Linked DNA regions of Homo sapiens: region 1 is linked to region 2. A link is a contact called in ENCODE Hi-C or POLR2A ChIA-PET data. All regions are on one chromosome and are shown on one strand. The core of a region is the stretch at or near the end of the contact, and the rest is flanking DNA. Distances in the headings are between cores, read along the strand shown.

Evidence for each region. A loop is a pair of places that touch in the nucleus more often than their neighbours do. ChIA-PET counts read pairs that join two places held with the same protein, here RNA polymerase II (POLR2A). Pooled maps may share reads with other maps.
Region 1: a pooled map shows a loop between it and region 2 (5-fold over the local background). The contact joins the promoter of ARMCX4 here to the promoter of RPL36A in region 2. A Hi-C loop is called at or near these places in 2 of 168 maps with a recorded cell type or tissue (chondrocyte and naive thymus-derived CD4-positive, alpha-beta T cell), 1 of 37 single-sample maps with no recorded cell type and 5 of 50 pooled maps. POLR2A ChIA-PET finds 5 or more read pairs at or near these places in 5 of 52 experiments (AG04450, BJ, WTC11 and 1 more).

Annotation. Positions count from the first base shown.
Region 1 is chrX:101,482,089-101,488,424 of GRCh38, forward strand. It overlaps ARMCX4 (armadillo repeat containing X-linked 4), which reads left to right and starts at 3,368. Exons shown (of 6, transcript NM_001256155.3): 1 at 3,368-3,442; 2 at 3,935-4,004; 3 at 5,105-5,184; 4 at 5,520-5,603; 5 at 5,956-6,011.
Region 2 is chrX:101,389,723-101,396,793 of GRCh38, forward strand. It overlaps RPL36A (ribosomal protein L36a), which reads left to right and starts at 1,289. Exons shown (of 5, transcript NM_021029.6): 1 at 1,289-1,324; 2 at 1,737-1,842; 3 at 2,033-2,100; 4 at 5,613-5,735; 5 at 6,006-6,433. The coding sequence starts at 1,322. The coding sequence ends at 6,026. RPL36A-HNRNPH2 (RPL36A-HNRNPH2 readthrough) reads left to right here and starts at 1,289. Exons shown (of 4, transcript NM_001199974.2): 1 at 1,289-1,324; 2 at 1,737-1,842; 3 at 2,033-2,100. The coding sequence starts at 1,322. It also overlaps a transcript of BTK not described here. RefSeq lists enhancers at 756-815, 826-985.

The sequences.
Region 1 (6,336 bases), core at 2,118-4,617, 94 kb after region 2:
CTGGGCATGGTGGTGCGCACCTGTAATCCCAGCTACTAGGGAGGCTGAGGCATGAGAATCGCTTGAACCCGAGAGGTGGAGGTTGCGGTGAGCCAAGATCGCACCACTGCACTCCAGCCTGAGTGAAAGAGCAAGACTCCATATAAAAAAAAATCTCATTTATATATTTTAATAAGACATGTATGTGTATATCATGTATACAAAAGGTTAATACACCAAACTTAAAATGGAGAGGTAACTGTGATTTGGGTGAGGATAGGGGAGTGAAAGTGGTACTAGTGCTTTTTCTGGGTTTGACTATTCTTTTCTTTTCTTTTCTTTTCAGAGACAGGGTTTCACGCCATTGCCGGTCTGGAGAGCAGTGGTGCAATCATAGTTCACTGTAACCTTGAATTCCTAAGCTCAAACAATCTTCTTGCCAAGTAGCCTCCCAAGTAGCTAGGACCACAGGCATGCACCACTAAGCCCAGCTATTTTTTTTTTTTAATAGACAGGTTTCCCTATGTCGGGAAACCTATGTAGGGTGGTCTCAAACTCTTGGCCTCAAGTAATGCTCTTGCCTCAGACTCCCAAAGTATTGGGATTATAGGCGTGAGCCATCACACTTGGCCTTGGGTTTGAATTTTATACTAGAATTGTACTCTTGTGGGATTTGTATGTAAAGTAAACAGCAAATATTAAAACACCCCAATTATCTTTCCACTGGGATACACAGAGCTAACTCCATCAGCCACATTGTATAAATATAACATGAGTTATTTAATCTCTCCCCTATCAATAGCCATTTTATGTTGCGTCAGGCTTTTTTTTTTTTTTTTTTTTTTTTTGACAGAGTCTCACTCTGTCAGCCAGACTGGAGTGCAGTGGCGTGATCTAGGCTCACTGCAACCTCCATCCCTTGGGTTCAAGCCATTCTCCTGACTCAGCCTTGCAAGTAGCTGGGGTTATAAGCGCCTGCCACTGCGCCCGGCTAATTTTTGTATTTTTAATAGAAACGGGGTTTCACCACGTTGGCCAGGCTGGTCTTGAACTCCTGACCTCGTGATCCACCTGCTTCGGCCTCCCAAAGTGCTGGGATTACAGGTGTGAGCCACCGTGCCCGGCTGCGTCAGTTTTTTCAAACCTTACAAGCATTGCGAAAAAAAAAAATTCTAGTAAATATATCTTTGTGAAACTGTGTAGGCATATAGGTTGGCTAAATTCCAAGGAATAGAATTATTGGGTCAAAGAATTTGTGAAATATTATAGTTATCATTTAATAGAGTTTGCCAAATTGCCCTATATAAAAAGCTTGCATCAATATCTGCCTCCAACAGAGTAGAGGAGTGCCCATTTCTTGACAAACCAGTCAACAATATTATCAAGTTTCTAAACTTTGAGAAAATCATACTTGAAACATGGTAAGGCATAGTTGCTTTGATTTGCATTTCTTTGTTTGAGCATCTTTTCATATGTTTATTAGTAATCTATTTCTTTTCTGTGAACAAATCTGTTCATGTCTTTTGGCACATTTTTCTATTGGGTTGTTTATCATTTTACTAATGATCTGTAAGAGCTTTTAGATTATTACAAGTTAGCCTTTTGACAGTCAATGTTTATGGTTTTTTTTTTTTACTTTACCAAAGTTTAAAATTTGTATGCAATTAATTTATCAATATTTTCCTTTGGTGGAGAAAGTAAGTTCGTCACTTTCAATTGAGTTCTGAAAAGCCATTAGTAAGATTGTAAGGCACTAGGACTTCCTTTCTTGGCTCCTGAAAGGGCCTCCTCCACACAGGGGCCCCTCACAGTGGAGCCCCTCCCTCTGGGGTGTCCTATTTCAATGTTCTAAGAAAGAGGCTGCCTGGAGGGTCTATATTTGGAGTATGACTCCTCAGCGGGGACAGGTGGATGCGTGGGGACTAACTTCTGCATATTTGGTCCCTGAGTTTTGGGATTATTCTGAGGGGCTTGTATGGGAGGTGCAGTGAAGTTGTAACACAAGGCAGGACATGAAAAAACTTCTTTTTCTTGGCAATTGCTTGGGATCCTGTACATTGCCCTTCCACTTGTGAGGGAAAAAAATAATGACACGGACATCAGGTGTGTTGCAGTGATTCACAGTCATCCACAGACCCTCACCACCATCTCCACTGGAAAATATTGAACACTCGCCACTGCTAGGGTAGTATGTAGTACATGAATGGCAGACACCGGCGAGATCTCAAGTGTTACGACGGATGAAAATTCCACCTGTTAAGTCTCCTTTCCATCCAAGCTCTAGCAGTTGGTTGTTCCATGGGTGTGGTGAGGCTGATCTGATTACATGCTTATGTAAAATCCAAATAAAGCCCCTTGAATGGAAAACAGGTTAATTTGGGAAGTCACTAGTAAAGCAGGTTAATTTGGTAAGTCACTAGTAAAGCACTAGGCTCATCAGGAGTTGGGTCTTAAATATATCCTCTAGAAGTCTTCTCTGAAGAAGGTCTTAGACACCTGAAAAAAGATGCTGAGTTCAGCCAGAACTTCAAAAGTTACAAATCACCTGTGTAAAATTGTCAATATTAGAAAACGAAATGTCTTTCCAAAGATTAACTTATAGATCATATTGAATACGTGCTGGTTTTGTTTAGGACAATTTTGTATTTAAAATGTCAAGAATTACTAGTCAATTTTGAAAGCTGTAAAATAGTTTGCAGTAACAGAAGACATTTTAAAATGTGGCACAAAATAATGTAAACAAAAGAATGAGTCTTTTGTTATTTTTACACCCTGAATATTTTTTGTGTCAAATGAAAATGGCTATACTGTATTTTCTGATTACAATATTAGAAAAGAATGTCATATTAAAAGAAAAAAAAGGAACACGAAAAAGAAAATTAAAGCTCTACTTGCACCTTCTGCTTTCCTTCCTGATACCCCCTTCCACAGCCCATTTGGTGCAGGCATTGTACTTAGAGAGGGCAGGTCGTGTAGGGGGCGGGTGGGGAGTGCTGGTCTTATAGTCTAAGAGAGAAATAAGTGATTACTCAAAGAAGAAACATAAAAGGCCACAGCCAAGGGCCGGGAGTGGGTAGGGGGATGCAGACCCTCCCCTGTAACTGAAGATGGGTAAACTCCAACCACAAGGCGATGATGCCACTTGTGGGCCCTCAGATTGGAGAGGACGGAGATGAGTGACAACGCGTGCGCACTGGGGCACCGAGCACAGACCAGAGAACGGGGATGTCTGTGCGTGCGGAGTGGAGGAGGGGGGAGTTCCTGGTGACTGGCCGCCGGCCCTTGGTGGGTGGTAGGGGGTGCTGGGGAGGAGGGCGAGCTCGGCGGTGACGCGCGGTCCTCACGTGACCCGGAGCTGCAGAGCTACGCAGCCTTCGTTGCAGTCGTCACTCGCATCTGGCTACCAGCTCCCCGCTGCCCTGCGCTCGGCGGGCTGGCATCGGGCCCGGGGAAAGCGGAGCAGGTAAGGGCCCTGGGGCCCGCGCGCCCTGGCCAGGCCGGCAGAAGCTCACTGACCCCGGCAGCGGTTACGGGGCTTGAGGGGGCGGTGGTCTATGCTGCCTCAAGTTCGAGGAGCCTTTGCCTCTGATTCTCCCTAGCCCCCTTGCCCCCGCCTACATCTGTGCAGGCGAACCGTGGGCTTTGATTTGTGGGGAGATTGTCTCTGCCAGAGGGAAATACAGAGATTGAGATGCCCATCGCTCTAATCACTGGCCACACATGTCCGCTCGCTTCCTGCTCAATTTAGTGGAAGGGATGCGCCACGGTGGCGTTTGCAGAGAAAATGGTGGGCCTTAGAGACTGGACGGTGGGGTTGGTAAGGGTGGTGTCTCAGACTGTGGGGAGGGACGTTTGATAACCAGGTTCCTGAACCCGGAAAGGCGAGTATTGGGATCTATGTCCTGGGCTCTAGACCAACACTAAGTGGTTTTACTCTCTCCTGTCTGTCGGACAGTAGTTCGGTGTAGCACTGTTTGCGGCGAGGAGAAAGGAAGGAGAGGAGAAAACTGCACTGGATCAAGGAGGTTAGTGTGAGTACAGACACTATCTAAACCATTGGAGTTCCATATGAATTCTATGACAGGAACTTAGGTGCGGCTGTCTGAATGGGATGTGGGGTGGGGCTAGCTTGGGGACTTTCCCTAAACTGCATTTTACTTACCAAGCTTAGGACTTTTAAATTGTATGTTGAAGACCAATGAAGACAGCAAACTTTTCTACAGATGCTTTTATTTGCATTTCAGATAATATTGAGAAAAAGATAAATTATATTAAAGAATATTATTATTATTATTATTTTTTAGATAGCCTTTGGTGGGGAAGGATAGTGATTTTGTAGAAGCAAAAGGCTTCCCCTATAGCTTTTCTCTTCTGCTGGAGACTCCTAGAGATAGGTTGAAAGGGACGTGGACAGCAGTAGGTTGTGGTTCTAGAGTATGGGATCTGGGGTCTCCCATCTCTCCTGCCATCCTTCAGTTTTCCAGATCCCTCTACCTACCTGACCATCTTGGTGAAGGAAATGGTGGGCTTTTGGGGAAATCCCTAGAACCCTACAGGTGGTTTTAAAATAATTTGCCTTGTTGGGCCTAGTAGCTCTTGCCTGTAATCCCAGCACTTTGAGAGACCCAAGCAAGAGGATTGCTTGAGCTCAGGTGTTCAAGACCAGCCTGGGCAACATAGCGAGACTTCATCTCTACATATAATTTAAAAATTAGCTGGGTATGGTGGCACAGTCTGTAGTTCCTGCTACTTGGGAGGCTGAGGTGGGAGGATCTTTTGAGCCTGGGAGGTCGAGACTGTGGTGAGCCATGATCTTGCCACTGCAATCCAGCCTGGGTGACAGAGTGGGGCTCTGTCTCAAAATAAATAAAAAATAAAATAAATAAAATAAAATAAAATAAAATAAAATAACGTGCCTCTGTCTGTTGCCTTTTACTTTTCCTGCCTCCCTTTTCCATCCTTCCCATTTCAGTGCTGGGGAAGCCCCAGGCTTTTTTTTTTTTTTTTTTCTGCCAGCAAATGGGTCTCTAAATCCAGGCAGGCAGGTACAGGGACCTATGTCTTAGATGGTAAGTGTCACAAGTACTTAACATCCACTCTCTTCTTTTTCTCCATCTGTTCCAAGGTCTTCCCATAGGCCTGCAGTAGGGCTGTTTACCATTGGAAGCAAGGGAAAGAGGAGGAGATCAATCTAGAAGCATGGAGGTTGGTGTGAAGTGGGGGTAGTCTCTGGGGATGACAAGAGAGGGTGGGCATAGGAGGTGGGTGAGATTTAAGAGGGTCTCAGTGGAGTGCTGGATTGCCACAGTGCTGCCATGCCTCCTGTGGATTTCAGTGCAGGAAATGATAGGAATATGGGGGTAAGGGTGGGCTGGAGTATGACTGGGGGAAGACTTGATGGGGGGACCATGAGATGGTACACATTAGTATATAGAACCTGGGCTCTGGCGAGGCAGACATTGGGGTCAGGGATCAGGTTGCTTGTCTGTTCTACCAGGGACTCGGTTTCCATTACCTACTGTTTGTTTACTTGTCCATAGATCTGCCTGCATGTCTGCTGCAGGGCTTAAGATCACTGGAAGCAAAGAAACAAAGAGGAGATTGCTCCTGATCAGTATAGACTGGTAAGAGTGTGGGGACTGCCTGGGTAGACCTCTAGAGTGGGTTGGTGGAGACCAGTGTGCATCCAGTAAGGACCAGTGACCAGTCTGGAGGATGAGGATCCTCAGTCTCTCCTTTTCCAGCCACCTTTCCCACCATCCCTGTCATTTACTCCATACCCTCACCTTAATTCTGGTACAGGGAAAAGAGTGTGACAGTGTCTTAGGGAGTGGGGTGGACTGAGAAACGTAGAAAGGTAGTTTGCTAATAATATGTCTGTCCCATCAAGAACAAACTCTCTACTCCCATCTGTCCCTCCATCTGTCTGTCTGTCTCTAGGTCCAGAGATCTCATGAATTTATGTATCTACTTTAGGGTGTACTGCCAAGAGAAGCAAGAGGAGAGGAGGGAACTGCCTCGGATCATTACAGGTTGGTATGAGGGTGGGGCCCTGTAGACAGGTGACCAGAGTAGGTCCAGTAGAAATCAAAGTCTGGGACTTCTTGGTTGCTCCCATTTATCGTCAGACCTCCTACCATCCTTTCCACTGTTCATTTGGTGTATAGAAATGTGTATAGAAGTATCTTGGAAGAAAATTATTGGGCATTGGGGAAGGTGGAGAGAAGATGAAATAAGAGGAATGGAGAGGCTGCTAATCATCCTCTCTTCCACCAAGCACATGGTTCTACCATTTTCTGTTCCTCTGTGTATCTATCTGTATGATGCAACAAAATCAGAAGAGAAATTTTAGTCCAT
Region 2 (7,071 bases), core at 39-2,538:
AGTGGTTAAGTGCAAGGCTATAGTGTTAGACTACCTAGGATCAAATTCCAGCTCCACAAAAAAATAACAACCTGTGTGACTTCAGGTAAGTAAACTTAACATCTCTTGTGCCTCAGTTTCCTCACCTGTTAAATACTAATACTGGTATATACCTCCTGGGGTTGCTGTCAGGATTAAAAGGGGTAGTATGTAAGGTGGTTAGGAGAATGCCTGGCATATAGTAAGTGCGCCATAATTTTTTTAGCTATTATAATTACCAGGCCACAACAGCAATATTTTATAATGTTAAAGGAACGCGGGCTCTAGAGTCAGTCTACTTGGGTTTGTATCCTAGATTCACTAAATACCGTTGACATTGGGCAAATCGTTTAACATCCTACAGCCTCAATTTCTTAATCTGTAAAATGAGAATAATAGTACCACCTGTCTCCTAGAATTATTGTGAGAATTGTATGACACAATCTATTTAAAATGTTTAGCACCCTGAAGTCTTTCTATGCTGGACTCTCTTGAGACCTAGTATATGCCTTCTGCCAGGTTTGCAAGGAAGGGAAGAGCCGCTAGGTACTTTCTACTTCTAGGCTTGATGATTGCTATTACAGGAGCCAAACAATTTCATTGTCACTTTTCAGAACCTAGAGCTGCTGACTTACTCCCTCAACAGAAGGGTGCTGCTTTAATGCCAATCATTGTTCCTTTTCTTCAAAGTACTTAGTTCATAATTGCACATTTATAAGCCTATTAGATTACTGTACCTCTCCCCCGGAACAGTGCCTGCCACATAATGGGCATCCAATAACCATTTGTTGAATGGACCAACTGGCCATGTGATAGATGAACTGGAACAATTGGCTCCCTCCAGGTCTTCATTGAATTAGCAGTTTGCTGCGAAAGGTGTTCCCAGTGACCTTGAGGTGGAACAGGAATGGAACGTGGAGGTGGAGGACCCCTTCATTCGACCCTAGTCCTGGCTTCCCTCGGGGACGGGGAGGCCAGAGGATCTGGGAAAAACACTGCTCCCTTCACTGAACGCCACTACGTAGCAGAGTCCACCAAAAGAGATAAAGTGACGAAACGTTGAAAGCTGCGGGGCGGGAGGAAGTCGGGGTGAGTGGACCACCCTTTAGGCGGAGTCCTTCCTTAAGCTCCCGCCCGCGGCTCCGAACTGAGTCCTCTCAGCCGCCCGAGGGCGCTGCGCTGAGCCTTACACTCTATGATTGCTCCTACCGACTCCCATGAGGAAGTGCGATCGGGAACCTCCTATATACTTCCGTTTGCCTCGCGGTTTCTTTCTTTCCGCGCCGATAGCGCTCACGCAAGCATGGTAGGACTTGCTGGTGGGGGCCGAGTAACATCCAGCTTAATCTTTCCCCCCCTTCGTCGCCCGTGCTATGCCGGGATGGGTCCAGGCTCCTGTGTGGACTCGATATATCAGAGCAACCCAATCTTGCCGGGATCAACCCTAAAGGGACCGGGCTACGGGGCCAGGAATTGAAGTGATGGGTTCAAAGAGGTAGAGTTAGCCGGGGGTGGAGTTAATGAGGTCTCTTCCCTCTTTGGGGCTCGACGGAGGGAGGAAGCTCTGCTTGAAGCACATGGGGCTGGCCCACCCTGTAGTCAGAGGTAGCAAGTAATGAGGAGTCCTCCTGGAGTGCCTCAGCTTTAGCTGGGTAAGGTAGGGCGTTGTGCCATTGTGGTCAAATAACATTGCACGTTCTGAACTGTTTCTTTACTAGGTTAACGTCCCTAAAACCCGCCGGACTTTCTGTAAGAAGTGTGGCAAGCACCAACCCCATAAAGTGACACAGTACAAGAAGGGCAAGGATTCTCTGTACGCCCAGGGTAAGATGGATTCCGCATAATTTGGTGTTAATGTGACATTTGTGTTGTAGAATAACATACGAGTCCGGGTCTCTCTCCCTCCACGCCTGGCTTGAGCGTTAATATTTCTGCTGCGAAATTAAGATAAAACCTGTAAGACTTACTTGCTGATCTTCAGTATTTTATAACAAATACCAATTCGTTTTCCCAGGAAAGCGGCGTTATGACAGGAAGCAGAGTGGCTATGGTGGGCAAACTAAGCCGATTTTCCGGAAAAAGGTGAGTGGTAGTTACTATTTGACGTTTCCCAGTTAATTGCCGTAAGGATATGCACTTGTCTCTAGTCCACACACTTCATGATATAGGTATAGCGTTAGTTTAGCGAAGTTTTCACTGCACTGATATATCTAGTAGGTGATGGAGCTGGGAATGCAACTCATGTCTGACTAGTCCACAATACTGCACTATTTCAGTGTTTACGATTTTTTATCCTTTCCCTTCTGAAGAGGCAAAAAATTGAGGAATGTGCCCTGCTTTCCTAAGAACTGAAGTGTGAGTACACTGGTAAATCCTTTCATTTGCCTTGTTCCTTATCTGTCAATATGTCTGAATCCTCGCTTGTTGGTTGCACTAAGAATTGTTCTGTTGTTTCTCATCACAGAAATCTGCAGTCAACTACCTGTTCTCGTGAAGTCTTAAAACTCTTATAGAATAGCCATTTAGGCCTTTCTGCTAGCCTCCTGAATTCTGTATTCTCAGGCTGAGCGAGTTTCTGTTTACTCTCAAACCTTAGGTGATTTGGCTAACTCTTAAAGTAATTAGCACGATGATTGGAACGGAGCATTCTCTCCAACACAGCATTTCTTTTGGCACTTTGCTTCTTGTGCAGTTTAGCTCCAGAAAGTATTAAGGAATGACTTTAGTGCTCATTTGGATGCAGTAAGTGGTTTGATCTCAGGGTGGCAAAAAGAATGCTTTTTTTATACCTTTTCACATTCGGATAACTTGTTTAGAAGACAGAGGTTCTAACTAGGTTTTGGCCTATTAAGAACTGCAAACTAGCAGCAGCAGAACTCTGGCTAAAGGGGCAAGCTTATTAGGAAATTGAGTATTTAAAAGTTGAGCTACCATATGATCCAACAATCCCACTGCTGGGTATATACCCAGAAGAAAATCGGTATATCAAAGAGATATCTGCACTCCTATGTTTGTTGTAGCACTGTTTATAATAGCTAAGATTTAGAAGCAACCTTAGTGTCCATCGGGATGAATGGATAAAGAAAATGTACCTATACGCGGCCAGGCACGGTGGCTTGTGCCTAGCACTTTGGAAAGCCGAGGCGGGTGGATCACCTGAGGTCAGGAGTTCGAGACCAGCCTGGCCAAGATAGTGAAACCCCGTCTCTAGTAAAAATACAAAAATTAGCCGGGCTTGTGGTGTGGGCCTGTAATCTCAGCCACCCGGGAGGCTGAGGCAGGAGAATCGCTGGAACCTGGGAGGCAGAGGCTGCAGTGAGCCGAGATCACGCCACTGTACTCCAGCCTGGGCGACAGAGCAAGACTCCATCTCAAAAAAAAAAAAAAAAAAAAGGGAAAAAGAAAATGCACCTATACACAGTGGTACTATTCAGCCATAAAAAGAATGAGATCCAGTCATTTACAACAACATGGGTGGAACTGGAGATCGTTATGTTAAGTGAAATAGGCACACAAAGACAAGCATCACATGTTCTTGTTTGTGGGATCTAAAAATCAAAACAAGTGGACTTGTCATATAGAGAGTAGAAGGATGGTTACCAGAAGCTGAGAACTTCTGGTGGCGGGAGGTGGGGATGGTTAATGGGTACAAAAAGAAAAAAGAATGAATTAGACCAACTATTTGATAGCACGACAGCGTGACTAAAGTCAATAACTTAGTTACATATTTTAAAATAACTTAGAGTGTAATTGGATTGTTTGTACCTCAAAGAAAAAATGCAATAAAACTTTACAGTGGAGAAACCTAACAAGCACTACCTCAGCCAGGTAATCAAGGTTAACATCAACAGTCACGAGTCATGTTGATATATACCCTTGATAAGGTGTGATGAAAATGACACTTAAACCTAAAAATCCATAACCCTATCTAATGAGAAAAATAACAAATCCCAAGAGGGGCATTTTACAAAATACTTGACCAGTAGTGCGGAAATTGTCAAGGTCATCAAAAAAGTCTGAGAAATTGCCACAGCCAAAGGAGTCTAGAGACATGATGACTAAATGTTAGGTGGTGTCCTGCGTGGGGTCCTAGAACAGAAAAAGGACATTAGAAAAACATAAGGAAATAAAAAAAAAGTATGGACTTGAGTTAATAAGGCATCAGTGTTGGTTTGTTAATGAGTCATACTAATGTAAGATGAGAAACTGGTAAGGTTTATAAGAACTCTGTAGCATGTTTGCAATTTTTTGGTAAATAGAAAACTTGTAAACAATAGTTCTGTTGTTTAGGTAAAAGGAGCAATCAAGGCCGTGCGTGGTGGCTCGCGCCTGTAATCCCAGCACTTTGGGAGGCCAAGGCGGGTGTATCACCTGAGGTCAGGGGATCAAGACCAGCCTGTCCAACATGATGAAACCCCCATCTCTAGTAAAAATAAGAAAAAATTAGCTGGGCGTGGTGGTGGGCGCCTGTTATCCCAGCTACTCAGGAGGCTGAAGCAGGAGAATTGTTTGAACCCAGGAGAAGGAGCTGAGATCACGTCATTGCACTCCAGCCTGGGCAACAAGAGCAAAACTCCATCTCAAAAAAAAAAAAAAAGAACAATAAAAAAAGTTGAGGATTAGTGGGGAGTGTAGTTTGAGTTAAATAATTCAGTTGAATGGACATAAATTCTAGACATAATTGTAGGTAGTCTTAGAATTTATTGATCTTTTATAGAGATGGGGTTCTCACTATGTTGCCCAGGCTGGTCTCAAAATCCTGGGCTCAAGTGATCCTGCCTCAGCCTCACAAACTGTTGGGATTAAAGAACTATGCAGAGCTGCTGAATGGCCACAAGTTCAGGGTGGCAAGATGAGTTGCCCATTTGATAGGAAGCTCTAGGATGTTTGATCTGAATGGGGTTTGGATTCAAACTTGATGACAACTGGGTGACATGCCATCTTTGCTATTACCACATTTTCTCTTTATATATATATATTTATATATTATATATTATATATATTTTTATGTTTTTTATATATATTTATATATATAATATATATATATATATTTTTTTTTTTTTTTTGAGATGGAGTCTCTGTTTCCCTGGCTGGAGTGCAGTGGTGCGATCTCTGCTCACTGCAACTTCCGCCCACCTCCCGGGTTCAAGTGATTCTTCTGCCTCAGCCTCCTAAGCAGCTGGGATTATAGACACGTGCCACCATGCCCGGCTGATTTTTTTGTATTTTTAGTAGAGATGGGGTTTCACCATGTTGGTCAGGCTGGTCTTGAACTCCTGACCTCATGATCTGCCTGCCTCGGCCTCCCAAAGTGCTAGGATTACAGGCATGAGCCACTGTGCCCAGCCTTCTCTTTATTTTTTTTAGTCCACAAGTTCTACACATTTTCTCTTAAATTCACTGATTTTTAGATTATTTTCTCCCTATGGCTTAAGAGTATACTGAGTACTATTTAAAGCAAAGCATTGCAAAAGAATAGTTGCCCCACTATTCATTTGCAATGCTTTGCTTTAAATAGTACTTAAAGTAGTCATTTTTGAAGAAAGTGATCTTCTGTAGTTATTTATTAAGGCTTTAATTTAATTTTTTTTCAGGCTAAAACTACAAAGAAGATTGTGCTAAGGCTTGAGTGCGTTGAGCCCAACTGCAGATCTAAGAGAATGCTGGCTATTAAAAGATGCAAGCATTTTGAACTGGGAGGAGATAAGAAGAGAAAGGTATATAATTATGGGTGGAAGGTGCAATCTTTTTCATAGCTTTATTATTTGAAAAGGTGAACATCTATTCATTGTGGCATAGAGCTCAGGGGTAATCCTCTAAAAATATTAGATCTATAGCTAAAGATATGTGAGGTCTTTTGCTACAAGGAGGAAAGGAAGAATGAGGCAGCTTAACAGCATGGTGAGTATTTTAGGAACAGATAATGTTCTTAATGGGGCAGTAGTTCATGGCAAAATACAAAACAACTTTTTTCTGTTCTGTTACAGGGCCAAGTGATCCAGTTCTAAGTGTCATCTTTTATTATGAAGACAATAAAATCTTGAGTTTATGTTCACTTCATTTGTTTGCTGTTCATCTTTTGGGAGGGAATAAGCTAGAGCCATCAATACAATTCCGCTTGTGGGGAAATTTATGCCTCTTACTGGTACTACTTGTTTTGCATTGAAGCTGACTGGTTGAGTTCACATCATATGTTGCAATTTTCTAATTTGGCACTTCAATCACTAGGGGCCTTATGAGGCAGTTTGTCATTATGCAATGGTTATTGGTTATCATGTGAGTAGACACATTTCAGGCTAATAGGGAGAAGTCAGTAACACATTCATAGTGAATATGAGATGTCTTTGCTAAGAGTTAAGTGTCAGATCTTTGTTATAACAGTTAATTTAATAAAGAATTTTGGCATTGTTCTTCAGACACAGTACACTGTAACATATATAACATTGTCTGTGGACTTGGTCTTACACTCTTGAACATTTTGACATTCCCCCTCACATTTTAAAGTAGATATATTTATACCAAAATAACTACAAAGAATAGGTTTTCTAGTGTATGAAACCCCCCAGTGGAGTTTTTTTTTTTTTTTTGAGACAGGGTCTCCCTCTCGTAAGTGCCAGTGGTGTGGATCATAGCTTGCTACAGCTTTGAGCTTGCAGGCTCAAGTGGTCCACCTGCCTCAGCCTCCTGAGTAGCTGGGACTATAGGTGCCTGTTACCATACCTGGCTAATTTTAGTTTTTGTGTTGGGTGTCTCTCTTTGTTACTCAGCTAGTCTGGAACTCCTGGCCTTCAGTGAAACTCCTATCTCAGCATCCCAAGATGTTGGGATTACAGGTGTGAGCCACCAGGTCTGGCCAAACTCCCCGGTGGAAGAATCTTAAGAGACAAAATATCCATTCTTTAAAATGCCTCTTAACAGTTCCAAATTATACATCTTTTTTTTTTTCTTTTTTTGAGATGGAGTGTTGCTCGTTACCTAGGCTGGAGTGCAATTGGTACAACCTCAGCTCACTGCAGCCTCTGCCTCCCAGGTTCAAGTGATTGTCCTGCCTCA